2 separate regions of the Homo sapiens genome follow, and region 2 is linked to region 1. A link is a loop called in an ENCODE intact Hi-C map of the cell type or tissue named here. Cell type or tissue: HCT116. All regions are shown on one strand.

What was found. Peaks named below come from ENCODE experiments on the same cell type or tissue, not always from the same donor. Only the 100,000 strongest peaks of a DNase experiment are listed, where the experiment ranks them.
Region 2: a loop joins it to region 1, with 12 times the contacts of the local background. A loop is called at or near these places in 14 of 110 quality-filtered maps.

Annotation. Positions count from the first base shown.
Region 1 is chr22:30,751,624-30,759,623 of GRCh38, reverse strand. All of the region lies in intron 2 of OSBP2 (oxysterol binding protein 2), which reads right to left. Among named protein-coding and RNA genes, the nearest start is that of MIR3200, 24 kb to the right of the region's middle. RefSeq lists a silencer at 3,953-4,102. In HCT116, a CTCF peak has its summit at 4,027 (motif pointing right); a DNase peak (open chromatin) is centred at 4,063.
Region 2 is chr22:30,441,924-30,449,923 of GRCh38, reverse strand. It overlaps LOC105372991 (a long non-coding RNA gene), which reads right to left and starts at 1,964. Exons shown (of 4, transcript XR_007068061.1): 1 at 1,913-1,964; 2 at 1,708-1,815. It also overlaps a transcript of SEC14L3 not described here. RefSeq lists enhancers at 4,448-4,742, 7,215-7,264. In HCT116, a CTCF peak has its summit at 4,549 (motif pointing left); DNase peaks (open chromatin) are centred at 4,564 and 5,111; H3K27ac peaks cover 652 bases.

The DNA.
Region 1 (8,000 bases):
ATTGGTTCATTTCATCCAAGTTGTCAAATTTGTCAGCAGAGTTGTCTGTAGCATTCCTTTTATGTATTATGTATCTATTTTATGTTTTTGTAGTATTGTCCTTTTATGTTTGTTAGTGCTATTAATTGTTTATTTCATTCCTGATGTTGGTAATTTGATATTTTCATTTTAGCAGTCTATCAAATAAGTTGGGTTAAGGCCACAGGTAGTGACCAGCCGTCTCTGGGTGGTGGTTTCACTGTTTGTTCCATTTTCAAAGCCTTTGCAGTACTATTTGTTTTTGTTTTTGAGACAGAGTCTTGCTCTGGAGTGCAGTGGTGCAATCTCGGCTCACTGCAAGCTCTGCCTCCCAGGCTCAAGCGATTCTCCTGCCTCAGCCTCCCGAGTAGCTGGGATTACAGGTGTGCACCACCACGCCTGGCTAATTTTTGTATTTTTAGTAGAGACGGGGTTTCACCGTGTTGGCCAGGCTGGTCTCGAACTCCTGGCCTCAAGTGATCCACCTGTCTCGGCTTCCCAAAGTGCCAGGTTACACTGCGCCCGGCCCTTTGCAGTACTAGTTGGATCTGTTCCACATGTGTGCCAGCCAGTGGCCACAGGGACGTGGGTATTCATGCAGCTTTAAGTTCAGTTCTCAAAATCTTTAGTATGCTGTTTAGGATCAGATCCATCCATGTGCGGCTTGAACGTGAAGCCAGGAGTTCATGAAAACAACGTTATGGGGTCACTTTCCCAAGGTGTTCTCTTTCTGTGATTTCCTGTTTTTTTCTGGTTCTCTTGGGCTCTGTTTCAGTCCTCTGGCTGCCCACTTCCCACCACCACACCTATATCGGGGGCTAAGTGGTAGGAAGAGTGAGAGAAAAATGGAACAGGGGTTCCCTCACTTCTTGGGCCCAGAGCTCTTCCTACTGGTGTGCATGGATTCCTCTGAGTTTTTGGTACCTGCAGGCCTCTCATCGCCACTGCTATCACTGACAGGGGACCCTTTCCTCCTTGAGCCTGAACTAGAGGGCTTCTCCAGGAGTTTTCTCTGTCTGCTCACTTCTGGGTCTCCCCTGAGTCCACTCTAGAAGATACTGGAGGGAAAAAATTGTAACCTCACCACCTGTTTGGTGTTACCTCAGATTCTGGTCTTCTCTAGTCTGCTTGTGGCTACTTAATTTTCAGGGTGCTCAAATAGCTGCTCTGTGCATTCTGTCCACATTTTATTTTATTTTATTTTTGAGACAGAGTCTCGCTCTGTCACCCAGGCTGGAATGCAGTGGTGCCATCTCGGCTCACTGCAACCTCTTCCTCCCGGGATCAAGTGATTATCACACCTCAGCCTCCCCAGTAGCTGGACTACAAGCGTGCGCCACCACACCCGGCTAATTTTTGTATTTTTAGTAGAGATGGGGTTTCACCATGTTGGCCAGGCCGGTCTCGAACTCCTGGCCTCAAGTGATCGGCCTGCCTCAGGCTTCCAAAGTGCACGGATTACAGGCATGAGCCACTGTGCCTGGCCCTGTCCATGTTTCATAGCTGCAGAGTGAAACCTTCTCACTTAATCCTACCTGGAACTGGAACTGAGCAGAATTGGATTTTAAAAGACTCACTCTTGCTGTCCAGACTCTGGGAGGTCAGATAGTGAAACTGGGTTGGAGGCCAGGCAGATGGAGGGCAGTGGGCAGATGTGAAAGTGCTCAGGTCTGGCACTGACAGGATCTGCTGACAAGCTGCACATGAGGGATCAGGGAGGGCAGGACTCAAGGTGACACCCAGGTTCACTTCTTAGTCATCTGCCAGGTCTGGAAAGTGACCTGAGACCTTGGCTAGTACAGTTTCAAAGTAGTGAGTGGTGGGTCATATGCAGTGGGAAGAGGCCAGGAGAGAGGTTGAGGCTACAGGAGTGACAAAACAGCAATAAGGCTGGGTGCAGTGGCTCATGTCTGTAATCCCAGCACTTTGGGAGGCCGAGGCGGGCAGACCACTTGAGGTCAGGAGTTTGAGACCAGCCTGGCCAACATGGTGGAACCCTGTCTCTACCGAAAATACAAAAATTAGCCAGGTATGGTGGCACCCACCTGTAGACCCAGCTACTCGGGAGACTGAGACAGGAGAATCACTTGAACCCGGGAGGCGGAGGTTGCAGTGAGCCGAGATCATGCCATTGTACTCCAGCTTGGGCGACAGAGACTCTGTCTCAAAAAAAAAAGAAAAGAAAAGGAAAAAGAAAACAGCGATAAAACCAAGTCCCCCAGCAAGAGGGAGAAAATCACCCTTTGAAGCTGGCACTGCTTCAAAGGGGAGAAATGTCTCCACTGGAATCATTTGGGATTCATATGGCAGGGGGGACGCAGGGAGCGTGTAATGGCAGAGAGCTGAGGGGCTCAGCTGTGGATCTGGTTTTGTTCTATGCATGAGGAAGCAAGATCTTTTGCAGTGTGGCAGGAGGCAGCAGTGAAAATATACAGAGTAGCAAGGACGTCCCTGGGAGATGGGAGAGAAAGGTGGTGAGGGACTCACACAAAGGGGACAGGTACTGATCAAGGCCAGCAGATATTCTGGGTTTGAGGAGTGTGGTCTGCCTGGCTGGGAGGTGTCAACGCACAGCAGATACCCTGCGTTTGAGGAGTGTGGTCTGCATGGTTGGAAGGGGTCACCACACAGCAGATACCCTGGGTTTGAGGAGTGTTGTCTGCATGGCTGGGAGGGTCACTGCAGAACGTGGCTGCATAGCATGTGTACGTGTGCTCAGCAAAGGGCCCTATCACCCCTGCCTGAAGGTAGAAGGTGCAGAACTGACAGGTCATCACCCAAAGACTGACAATGTTACTTCCGTCAGCTGAGTGGCCACCACACTCCAGTGACTGCTGGGCAGTTTGTAGCATGATTTGATTTATCCCTCTTGACAACTCTAAGAGGTTTTTTTTGTTTGTTTGTTTTGTTTTTTTAATGGAGTCTCGCTCTGTCGTCCAAGCTGGAGTGCAGCGGCATGATCTTTGCTCACCGCAAACTCCACCTCCCGGGTTCGAACGATTCTTCTGCCTCAGCCTCCTGAGTAGCTGTGACTACAGGCGTGCGCCACCATGCCCAGCTAATTTTTGTATTTTTACTAGAGACGGGGTTTCACCGTATTGGTCAGGCTGGTCTGGAACTCCTGACCTCGTGATCCGCCCACCTCAGCCTCCCAAAGTCAAAGTGCTGGGGTTACAGGCGTGAGACACCATGCCTGGCCCCTAAAAGGTCTTTATCATTACATACACTTTGTGGGTGAAGAGACAGAGGCAGAGGGACCCACCTTATAAGTGACACAGTCTGGATTTGGGCCCAACCTGTCTAGTGCCTGGGCTGCCCCATGGTTAGACAGAGGACAAACAGGTGTGAAGGAAGCCAGACAACCAGGAGAGAGAGGAAGAACTCACCCCAGCAGGGATGAACCACAGGGCGAGGCCAAGTGAGAAAGGAAAAGAAAAACGCAACTGCCACCTGGAGGAGTCAGATCTGGAAGGGCACTGGAAGGGTAACTGCTGTGGTGGCCAGAACAGGGCTTCTGATTTTAAGATTACTGAGCCAGAGCCCACAGAGTCTGGAGGTGACCATGTGGGGGCAGAGGTGGACAGGGCCTAGTGGGGTCAGGCTGCGTGGGGACTGGTGCTCCACGTTAAGGCACAGCTGAAGATGCAAGAGCATGCCGACCAGGGAACGAGGCCCAGGGGTTGAGGACAAGCTCCATGGCCAAGGGCCCTGGTGGACCTGAGGGCTGAGACGGGTGGGGTGCAATCCTAGCAGAGGCACCAAGACACCAGGATTTGGAAGAATGAGTGGCACAGGGAGGGGAACGCTGAAGAGGGGCACAATCGACCAGTCCCTGGGCCAGGTTTGCCCCTCTTGGAGGGTGGGGGCTGCGTAGGTGAAAGTTCCTTCTCCTGGTTGGACTCTTCTCCCCAGAGGTCTCACATTCTGATGACCCTGTGGGGACCTTATAAAGACAGGTGAGCAAGCCAGCCCTGGTTGACTCAACATGCCCTCAGAAGGGCCTCAATCCAGCCACCAGATGGCAGCTGGAAATAAGACAAAGCTTCCCGAAGTCAAAAGAGGCCTACACTTCGGAAGCTGCTTAAACAACCAATCACACGGTCCTGGGGTTGCCTGATTCCTCATCAGAACAGCAGAAAACTCCATGCCCTTCCTCATATGAATTTTTCTAATAAAGGATAAGAAAGGAATGAGAATCTGATAATAAGGACTCTCTTGAAAGGCTGCTTGGTCCTGTGGTGAGCTCTGGTCTCTCTGGTGATATGGGGCCCTGTACATCTCCAGCCCAGCAGGGAAGTCTCCTGATCTGTGGCCCAGGACATCATCTGAGGTCCCAGCCATCAGCTGCCCAGAGCTCTGCACCCACTCTGCTCTAAGCGCCCCTGTGGGTCTGGCATGCCCAGTGGGTGTAAAGCATGACTGTTTAGTGGCCACGGCCTACACAGCTATAGATCTATAGATGTTGTCCATCAGCAGCTGAGAAGTGCCCACAGGGGGACACAAGTGAGCTGATCCTGGCTAGGGCGTTGGAGATGCGTGTGCTGAAAGCTAAGAGGTCAGGAAGATAGGGTCCCAGCAAGAAAGAGGAGAGGCTGCCCAGCAGAAAGAGTGGGTATACAGGAAGAAAGCAGAGGGGTCAAGGACGGGGAGTTTTTATGAGCTTGAAGACAGATGGGAAGATCAGTGATGGGGACAGGAAGATGTAGTCAGCAGAAAGCTATATGGCAATGGGAGGCTTTGAGATGGGGCAAGGGCAGCCCCAAGAGGCAATGACCAAAGCTGATCCAGAAGCCAGGGGGCTGGACAGGTCAACCCCTGCCCCAGCACAGCAGCAGGAGGTCCATGCAGAGGAGCTCCAGGTGGAGAAGTCAGACACACATGGAGACCCCAAGATGAGGCCGGCGGGGCAGGACAGCACAGCACACAGGCTTCCCTGAGGCCAAGGGAGAGCCCTCGGGGGTGACACAAAGGACATGGGGAAGGTAAGGCAGCTTGCTACAGAGCAGGGTGGGGTGTAAGCCAAGGGGCACGGGGAAACAGTGAGGTGCCTACTCCACCCCAGGTACAGCTCTTCTCTCCTCTGCATGGGCCAGCATACCTGTGCTGCCCACATGAGTCTCTCCTCAGCCCCAAACAGTGAGCTCCTTAAAGGCCAGGTCCAAGCCTGTGCCTGTTCATCTCTGAGTTCCCTGCATCTGGCTCAGCCCCCAGGACACACAAGGACACCAATCAAAGCCTGCTGAGGGACATATGCATGCACTTTAGTGCATAAGAACCATTTTGCCTTTCAGTGACCTTGCAGGATTGCGTTGCTTTCTTTCACAGAACAGGAGCCTTCCAATGTCAACAATAAACAGGAACTATAAACAGAGGGAGTGTGCAGGGAAAACACATCCAGGGAGTTTCAGCATCTTCTCACGCACTTGGAAAAGTCTGCCCAATTTTTGGCTGAAGTCCAGCCAAAAGATTCAAAGGAAAATCTATTTTTTCCCCAAGCAGCAGAAAGAAAGACTCAGAGTAATTCTCTCAAGTGCTGTGTGCCTCTGATTTCTTGGAGTTTGATCAATGTGACACAATATTTGGGCATAACAATTAAGAACAAATAAATTCCACACAGGGAACAATGTGTCATCCAGCCCCAAATACACAGGTGGAAGGGAATGTGAGAGCTGCCACCAGGCAAAACGGAAGGAATACCAAACTGGCTGGAGAAAAGGCCACTGCATTCCAGGGCATTCTACAGGACATGCTTGCTTCACTGCTTTCAAATCCCTCTCATAACTTCAAATATGTGGAAAAAGTTTGTTTCCCCCTGAAGGGTTGCAGGCAAATATGCCCTTCTCCTGGGGATAAGTCCAATAATAACTCTTTTCAGAGGGAGCCAAATAACCCGTGTTCAAACCATCACATGCAAAATCCTTGGGAAAGCACATCATCCCGCTCTGTGGTGGCTGCTGACCAAAGACGGTTTGGCCTGGAGTGGACAGGTGACTTCTACACTCTGGCCACTGAGCCTGTCCAGCCCTCCCATCCACCACCTTCCTGGCCAGATGGAGGTCCTAGTCCCAGATCTTGCCCAGGCCAATACCCTCAGCTTCAAGGGAAGGAGCACGGAGCTGTCTCCACCAAGTTATCTTGAACCTCCCCTGGTGACTCCCAGGCTGAGGGATGCTGCAGTCTGACTATGATGCCCAGGCCACAGAGGACACTCACAGTCCCTGAACACATCTACCCTTTTGCTCCAACCATGCCCACCACCTGGAGTCCTCTTCCCTGCCCTCCTCACCTCCATCTCCATATTCCAAAGCTTCTCAAGTCTCACCTCCCACCAGTAACATCCTATCCCCACACCCCACCTCCAGCCACCCCAAGACACTGAGGGCCTCCTACCTTACACTGTGCTAATCCATATGCAAATCTCCCTTCCAACCACAGAGGGTCTTGGTTCTCACCTCTGTGGGAGCTGCCACACCTTGCTCCTGAAGTTTGAGTTCATATAGGGCTGTAAACTGAAAAAAAATTCGAAGTGCCACAACCATGTAAATGGGCTCCTCCTTTCAGCCAAGGGCATTCCAAAGTTAACCTAAAAAAAGTAGCTAGGGTCATGATGGGAAGTGGGGGTTGGACATGCCTCTGTACCCTCCTCCCTTTGGAATTCAGGCACAGCTGCCTAGCATTAACATTAAAGCAGAGATCTTAAGACTTTTTGTAGCAATGACACCAAGTTCCAGCCTGACTCTAGTATAGTATCACATGACAAATAGCAGGCCCTAAAAGAGATCAGAGTATTTTACCTGAAAATACATTTCTTTGACATATTTTGAAATGGCCCTGCAAATCTGTCTCTTGGGAAAGTCTATGTTCTTTAGAGAATCTCTTTCCTTTTCCAGGTCTTTTCCTTGATCCAGGAGAGAACTAAGAGTGTGGCACCTTTTTAAGTCTGGTGAGAACCATTTACAATCTATTCTCTCTGAAGCCTGCTACTTGGAGGCTTCATCTGCATAATAAGAACCCTGGGCCCGGCGCGGTGGCTCACACCTGTAATCCTAGCACTTTGGGAGGCCAAGGCAGGCGGATCACAAGGTCAGGAGATCGAGACCATCCTGGGTAACACCTTGTCTCTACTAAAAATACAAAAAATTAGCTGGGCGTGGTGGTGGGCGCCTGTAGTCCCAGCTACTCGGGAAGCTGAGGCAGAAGAATGGCGTGAACCCAGGAGGTGGAGCTTGCAGTGAGCCGAGATGGTGCCACTGCACTCCAGCCTGGGCGACAGAGTGAGACTCTGTCTCAAAAAAAAAAAAAAAAAAAAAAAAAAAAGCAAAGCAAAGAAAAAATATGTGGCCTGGAAATAAGTATTCCTTCCTTCAGCTCATTTTAGGCAACTGGCAAGTTCGAGCCATAAATATAAAACTGGAAAACCTCAAAAGGTCAAATTTTAGATGCACAGGCAGAGAATCACTACTGCAGTGAGCAGAGGTGGCTGGGTGCCGCTGAACAGCACTCTGCTCCAACACCTGGTCCTGGGCTCCAGGGAAGGCCCACGGCTGAGGAAGGGCTGGCAGGGAAGGGCTACCGTCCCAGCTTGCAGACCCCTCTGTGACTGACACAGGTACTCTTTTGGGAAGTGTGAGCACGCCTCCCCCAGGATGACCATGGCTTTCCCTCCTGCAGCCACAAGCAGCATGTCTTTGCCCTGAGCAGAAGGTGAATGTCTTTCTAGAGGTGAATCCCTCGGGGGCTGCTGAGCCTCATTTTGGGTCGACACATGTTGTTGGACATAAGTTGTTTGAAGACAGTAAAAGCAGTTTTTTCCTTTCACCTCTCAAGTGCCCTGGGCGCCTAATCTCCTGCGGGTGATTCTGCCCCATCTCCTGCCACCGGCTGTGGGCGGATGATTTATGAGTGCTGGGTGTCAACGAAAAGAGTCAAACTCTGTAAAATATTTGAAGAGGGCTGGGCGCAGTGGCTCACGCCTGTAATCC
Region 2 (8,000 bases), 310 kb after region 1:
CTCCCTGATCCAGGAGTATTTCCTCACCACAGCGCTGATTTACAACAGGGACAGATTGGGGCCAGGCGTGGTGGCTCACATCTGTAATCCCAACACTTTGGGAGGCCAAGGCAGGTGGATCACCTGAGGCCAGGAGTTCGAGACAAGCCTGGCCAACATGGTGAAACCCCATCTCTACTAAAAATACAAAAATTAGTTGGGCATGGTGGTGCAAGCCTGTAGTCCCAGCTACTCGGGAGGTTGAGACAGGAGAATCACTTGAAACTGGGAGGCGGAGGTTGCAGTGAGCTGAGATCGCGCCACTGCACTCCAGCCTGGGCGACAGAGCAAGACTCCATCTCAAAAAAAAAAAAAAGAAAAGAAAAGAAAAGAAAAGAAAAAAGAACGGACAGACTGGAACCCTTGGGGAGCTTCTGTAATCAGGTACTGGCTAAGTTACAGCTTGACCAGACAAGTAGGGTTCTGTGGAGCTGTGAACTTTCACAAAATACCTTTTATGCATGAAAAAGTACTTGATTAAGTTATTGTATAATGTCATTCTATTATAGAATGACACATAGAATCCTATTTTATAAAACACTAACTTAGCATATGCCTTAGTATTGGTGACCCTCTGGAGTTCAGGATTTTCATTTCTTTTTGTTTGTTTTGTTTTCTCATAACCACCTCAATTTTACAGATGTGGAAAGTGAGTCTGGGAAGTCTTGCTGTCATCTGCCCGTGATTATATGCAGCCATGAGCTACAGAACTCACACTCAAACTCGCAAGTGATGGCATACCAAATGGTACGAAAATGCAAGCTAAGTAGGCCTTTACCCCTCCCTGCCAGTAACTAATTTTTGTCTGTGTGAGTAACTGGCCTGTGTGTAAGAGGACTCACCCCCTACGTGGTCTCCAGTTAATTCTTTTTCCCATTTGGGCTCCTGACCGCCTTGCCATGCTGCTTCTAAGAGGGGTTATCTATACTCAGAGGGCCTAGGGCAGACCAAGGAAGGGAAAGAAGTTTTGGAGGTTTGTTTGTTTGTTTTTTAGAGACAGGGCTTTGCTTTGTGGCCCAGGCTGGAGTGCAGTGGTGCGATCATAGCTCACTGCAACCTTGAGCTCTTGGGCTCAAGTGATTCTCCCCTCTCAGCCTCCTGAGTGGCTGAGACCACAGGTACACATCACCATGCCTGGGTTTTTTTTCTTTCTTTCTTTCTTTCTTTTTTTTTTTTGGTAGAGATGAGGTATTGTTACATTGCCCAGGCTGGTCTCAAATTCCTGACCTCAAGCAATCCTCCTACCTTGGCCTCCCAGTGCTAGGATTACATGTGTGAGCCACCACTCCTGGTCTGGGCTTTTTTTTTTTTTTTTTTTAGGAGAATGTAAGGCATTTGTTTAGTGTTTACTGAGCATCTACTGCATGCCAAGCTCTGCTCAGGAGGCCAAGAGAGCAGGATAGGAGTGAGCCCTGCACCTGGGGTTTGGCCTGGCTGGGGAGCCCTAGCCTCAGGAAGCAGGACTGCCCTGGACCCCAGGAGGCCCCTGCTCAACCTGCGACAAGACTGAAAGGCTCCCCAGATGCACTGTGACGGTCAAGGGAGAGAAATGGGTGACCTGGGATCCTGGTGGCTTCAGATCTCATTGGGGGAAGGAGCAAGGGACCCCAGGGGTCAGAGGCATTGGGGGGGTAGGGCTGTCAGAGGGCACCCAGCAGAGTGACTCACAGGCTATGAGGAAAGAAGTCTCCTCTTGCTTGTATCTTCAGGATGCCAAGACCTGCAGCCCAGGCCTGGGGTGGTGGTTATCCCGGAGCGGCCTTACCAGGTGCACAGCTGGCCAAGGGAGGCTTGGTCATGGGCAGAGAGGGCAGGAGGAAGGCCCTTGCTCCACCACCCCCTCTCCCAAGGGAGTCCTATGCCCAGAACTTACCAAGTAGCAAGACTAGAGCAACCAGCAGAAGACCCTTGGGGGCAGCCATCATGAAAAAAAAAAAAAACATTGCCCGCCACCCCAAAGCCTCCTTAAATAGGCCCAGAAGAGGCTGGGGAAGGAACCTGGAGCCCACAGATAAGCCTAGGGCATGGCTGAGCTGGGCCCAAGCCAAACACTTCCACAGTCCTCTTCCAGCGACACCCACCCCAGCCCTGCCAAACACACACACCTATCTGCAATGCCCCCTGATTTTAAGGAAGGCTCCAAAGTCCTCCTCACTCACGATGGATTTACTAACACTAGTAAGAGTTGTAAACCAAAAATAAAATTCTAAGATCCCCCACCAAACATCTGAATGGACCCTTCCTCTCGGCCAGGGGCATTGCAAAGTTTACCTGAAAGAGTAGTTTAGGCCATGATGGGAAGGGAGTGGGGTCGGACGTGCGTCATGATACCCTCCTCCCTTTCGGAATTCAGGAAAAGCTGACCAACATGAACATCGACACAGACCCTAAGTCCATGATAAAACCTTGGTCTTGGCCCAGCGCGGTGGCTCACGCCTGTAATCCCAGCATTTTGGGAGGCCGAGGCGGGTGGATTACCTGAAGTCAGGAGTTCAAGACCAGCCTGGCCAACATGGAAAAACCCTATTTCTACTAAAAATACAAAAATTAGCCAGGCCTGATGGCGGGCACCTGTAATCCCAGCTACTCAGGAGGCTGAGGCAGGAGAATAGCTTGAACCCGGGAGGCAGAGGTTGAAGTGAGCCAAGATCGCACCACTGCACTCCAGCCTGGGTGACAGAGGGAGACTTTGTCTCAAAAAAACAAAAACAGACAAAAACAAAAAACCCTTGGGCTCCATGACCCTTATCCTAACCCAGACTTTCTTTTATTTTTTTTGAGACAAAGTCTCGCTGTTGTCACCCAGGCTGGAGTGCAATGGCGCAATCTCAGCTCACTGCAACCTCCACCTCCCGCTAACCCAGACTTTCTATTGATAATTTCTTTCTATTGATAATTCTTTCAACCAATTGCCAATCAGAAAATTTTTAAATCTACCTATTACCTGGAAGCCCCTGCTTGGAGTTGCCCCATCCTTCCACATCAAACCAATGTAAATCTTACATGTATTGATTGATGTCTTATGTCCTCCCAAATGGTATAAAAGCAACCTGTACCCCAACCATCTTGGGCACATGTTGTCAGGACCTCCTGAGGCTGTGTCATGGCCACATCCTTAACCTTGGCAAAATAAACCCTCTAAATTGATTGAGACCTGTTTCAGATACTTTTGGGTTCACAGAGTTAATGCTGATGAAGGGTCACTGCACAGTGGACTTCATTTTCTCATCTGCAGGAAGGTGATAATGATGGCACCTGTCTCATGAGGCTACATAATGCGATGGAGGTTACATAATGCGATGCTTAGCTCAGTGCATGGCACACAGAAAGAGCTCCATCCACGTGCTCTGTGGGTGTCCAAGGGGAGGGCTGAGCGCGTGATGGAGGGGACTGTAGGGCAAGATGATTCCGTCTTGGGGAGGGAGCCAAGCAGGGTTCATGGAGCGGGTACCGTTAGAGCTGGACCTTGAAGGCTGGGAAAAAAGGGAAATGGGATGGGGGGCGGGCATTGCTGGCAGATGACATGGCCTGAGCAAAGGCAGGGAGGCAGGGTGGGCAGGGCACATCCAGAGAATGACGAGGATTCAGGGGAGGCAATAGCATGGGTGCAGGGATGTGTGTGGTGAGAGATGAGGCCAGGGGATTTTGAATGCCAAACTGATGTGTTCAGACTGGATCCTGGGGACCGTCATAAGCCATGAAAAGTATTGGGACAGAGGAGGGACCTGGAGAGATTCAGCCACCAGTGTGATCAGATCAGAATGTTTCTTTATGCAATGGGCAATTAAGGAATTCCCAAGCTTTTAGCTCACACAAATAAGACCCCAACAATCCTCAGATGCACATCTCTGGACAATTGTCCAATTAGTTCCTCTGAATAAATTCTTAAAAGTGGAATCCTTGAACCATGTAATTGGCATTTTTTATATCTGGGTTAGACACAGATGGAACGATTCAATCATTTGCCCTTGAAGTGGATGTCTCTTGCCACAAAAATAATGGCCAGTATTTGTGGAGCTCTTGCTGTGAGCCCCACTCTGCCTGGATGCTTTGTGAATCATTTTGTCTGTAATCCTCACAACAGCTTCAGGTCATTACAGAGAACTGTGCAGAGAGAAAACCAATGCTCAGAACATTAGGTAACTTGCCCAAGGTCACACAGCCTATGAATCATCCCCTGACTGTGTAGAGGGTCATAGGCTGGAAGGGCAGTGGGCAAAAGCAGTCCTAGGCTGGGGGAGGTATCGGGAGTTAGGGGACTGCGTGAGCTTGGGTCAGTGATTTTAACTCTAGGAAACAGAGACCTAATAACAACATCCATCTCAAGATGAGGTTATGAAGATTATTATTATTTTTTGTACCCCATTTCTGTTGAAGGTTGTTAAGATTAAATGAGTCACATCGCATGAATTGCTTAGAACAGGACCCGGTGCCCACTATGAGCAATTCACTAAGAGTTTATCAATAATCAGTTTGAATCGGCCAACATGGGCACGTTGGGAGGTGCTCCCCCCTTGTGGTTATTGCTAGTATTGCGTGAAGATGGCCACTTGGGGCCCGACTCCCAGCATGCACTAGGACAAAGGCCACAAAACCCGGGGGTGGGAAAAGACCCCGCCCCATCCCAGCTGAGGTCCGCTCCATCCTCTTACACAGGGAATGGCGATTTCCCATCACAACCACCATCTGCCACCTCCTGTCTAGTTGACCTCTCTGTACCTGTTTCCCCACCCATATGAATGACTTAGCACAGAACTCAAAGCCCCAAAGAATTGCTTCTGGTCCCCTGCCCAGGAAAGAGGTAAGCTTTCCCTGGAGAAAGAGCTTCCCAGTTGTACATGGCTAGAGTGTTTGAAGGAGGTATTCCAGCTCTGTGGATACCCCTTCAAGTAAGGTTGCCAGGTAAAATACAGGATGCCCAGTTTAGTATAAGTATGTGCCATGCAATGTTAGGGGTACACTTCTAAAACATCCTTTGCTGTTTATCCGAAATTCACATTTGAGCACCCTGTTATTTGCTAAACTCAGCAACTACCCCTGGGTGTTTGGGGCAGAGGCAGGGGCTGGGCTGCCTGGGAGGGGGCGACTGCCCATTCTGGGCCAGGAACCTGGGATGTCTCACTTCAGCCCTCCCAAGCTGGTGGGAGGAGTCTCTGTTGCTAACCCCACTTCACCATGAGGCCAATGGCGTCTGAAAGCCACACAGATGATGTGCAGCCTCCAGGATAAATGCTCACAGAGGAGGCAGCTACTACAGCAATGGGGGGAGTGTTGGCCTAGAGGGAGCCCAGAGTGAAACCACTTTTGCAAAAATTATAACAGTGAGAAAATTATGGCAGTGAAAGAGATATGATCTAGCCAAGTCCTGATCTCGCCCCAGGCCTTCAAGCTGCCCCTAATTATTCCTGGGCTTAGGCCAAGCTAACTTTGGGAGACAGTTTATAGTTTAAATGATAATAGCCCTTCCCCAAAACTCAACCACCTTTGCGAAGCTAATAAGAGACCACCAGGGTAGGAGAACAGAGAAGGCTGAATTCTCCTAAGGTGTAGACATAAATGATAGCCAGTCATTATTCTGGAGGTCAGAAGATATGCAGCTTCCCCAAGTACTCCTGCAGGTAACATCACTATTTTAGAACCTAAGATTGGCCTTTTGTTGTTATTTTTGTCTTGTTTTGTTTAGAAACACCTTTTATTTGGGTAACATGTCCCAAAACAGGTCAGTTAATAAAACAGATTCTAAAGAATATGGCCCTATGCACAGCCTTCCCTCCCCGAAAATAACCTTTGGGAATAGGAATTCCCTTTCCCCCTTGCGCTCCTCTAATTTATTTAAAAGAATGTTTTGGGAGCTCATGTTTATCATCTGGGCAGGGGGGTGCCATGTCCATGTGCCGTATTCCTGGGGTACAGCAGTGGTAGGTGGCTGCAGCTCTCCAACCCTCTCCCAACCCTGGCCCAGCAAACATTTCTCTCCCACCCCAGGATCTGGGACCAAAACAAAGAGCAAGCAGGCCCCCTCCACTGAGGTGCTGGGCAGGGCTCAGTGGCACATCACTGTGCTTTGAGAAAGAGGGAGGGGATTTGTTTGGCACTTTAAAAATAGAGTGAGCAAGGCTGGGCGCGGCGAGTCACGCCTGTAATCCCAGCACTTTGGGAGGGTGGAGCAGGCGGATCACGAGGTCAGGAGTTCAAGACCAGCCTGGCCAACATGGTGAAACCCCAATTCTACTAAAAATACAAAAATTAGCCAGGCGTGGTGGCAGGCGCCTGTAATCCCAGCTACTCGGGAGGCTGAGGCAGAAGAATCGCTTGCACCCAGGAGGCAGAAGTTGCGGTGAGCCGAGATCGTACCACTGCACTCCAGCCTGGGTGACAGAGCGAGACTGCTTCTCATGAAAAATAATATATATAGAGAGAGAGTGAGCAGGACTGGAGAGAAGATATCAAAATGGCAGGGAGAGACCATTTGGCACTCGTCCCCTGGGAGAAGGGAAGAGGGAGATAGATACGAGAGTAGGAGCTAAGAAAAGTACGAGGGGTCCACTCCAAGTGACAGGTGCTGAAATGGGGTAGAACCAACAGGACACTGACTCTGGGTTTATGTCCTCTCTATCCCTCTATCCCACAGCAGCCGTGTGCCCACCTCCAGCCTCCCATGTCAGCCTGTCCCTATGTTTAGTGTCCAACCTCTGATTCTGGCAGTCAAGCGTCTTCCCCAATCCTAACATCAGAGACTTTCAAACCACAGTGACTCCATCTTGAGTAGGGACTGGGTAAAATAAAGCTGAGACCTACTGGGCTGCATTCCCAGGAGGTTAGGCATTCTTAGTCACAGGATGAGATAGAAGGTTGGCACAAGATACAGGTCACAAAAAGTTTGCTGATAAAACAGGATGTGGTGGCTGGGTGCGGTGGCTCACACCTGTAATCCCAGCACTTTGGGAGGCCGAGGCAGGTGGATCACTTGAGGTCAGGAGTTCGAGACAGTCTGACCAACATAGTGAAACCCCGTTTCTACTAAAAATACAAAATTAGCAGGACATGGTGGCATGTGCCTGTAATCCCAGCTACTCAGGAGGCTGAGGCAGGAGAATTGTTTGAACCTGGGAGGCAGAGGTTGTAGTGAGCCAAGATCACACCATTGCACTCCAGCCTGGGTGACAGAGCAAGACTCCGTCTCAAAAAAAAAAAAACAAAAAAAACCAAAAACCCAACATAACACAAAACCGGATGTGGTAAAGAAGCCAGCCGAAAACCACTAAAACCAAGATGGCAAAGAAAGTGACCTCTGATCATCCTCGTTGCTCATGATATGCTACTTATAGTACATTAGCATGCTAAAAGACACTCCCACCAGCACCACAACAGTTTACAAATGCCATGGCAACATCAGGACATTACCCTATATGGTCTAAAAAGAGGAGGAACCGTCAGTTAGGGGAACTGCCCACTTCTTTCCAAAACTGATGAGTAATTGTTTAATATATGTTTTTTGTTTGTTTGTTTGTTTGTTGGAGATGGAGTCCCTCTCTGTTGCCCAGGCTGGGGTGCAGTGGCGTGATCTCAGCTCACTGCAACCTCTGCCTCCCAGGTTCAAGTGATTCTCTTCCCTCAGCCTCCTGAGTAGCTGGGATTACAGGCACACACCACCGTGCTTGGGTAATTTTTTGTGTGTTTATAATAGAGACAGGGTTTCTCCATGTTGGCTTGGCTGGTCTCAAACTCCTGACCTCAGGTGATCCACCTGCCTTGGCCTCCCAAAGTGTTGGGATTACAGGCGTGAGCCATCACACTCAGCTTATGCTTGAAACTACCATTGCAAAATTATAACAGTGAAAGAGATCTGAACTAACCAACTACATCTTGCTTTTTTTTTTTTTTTTTGGAGATCGACTCTTGCTCTGTCGCCCTGGCAGGAGTACAGTCGCACAATCTTGGCTAACTGCAGCCTCTGCCTC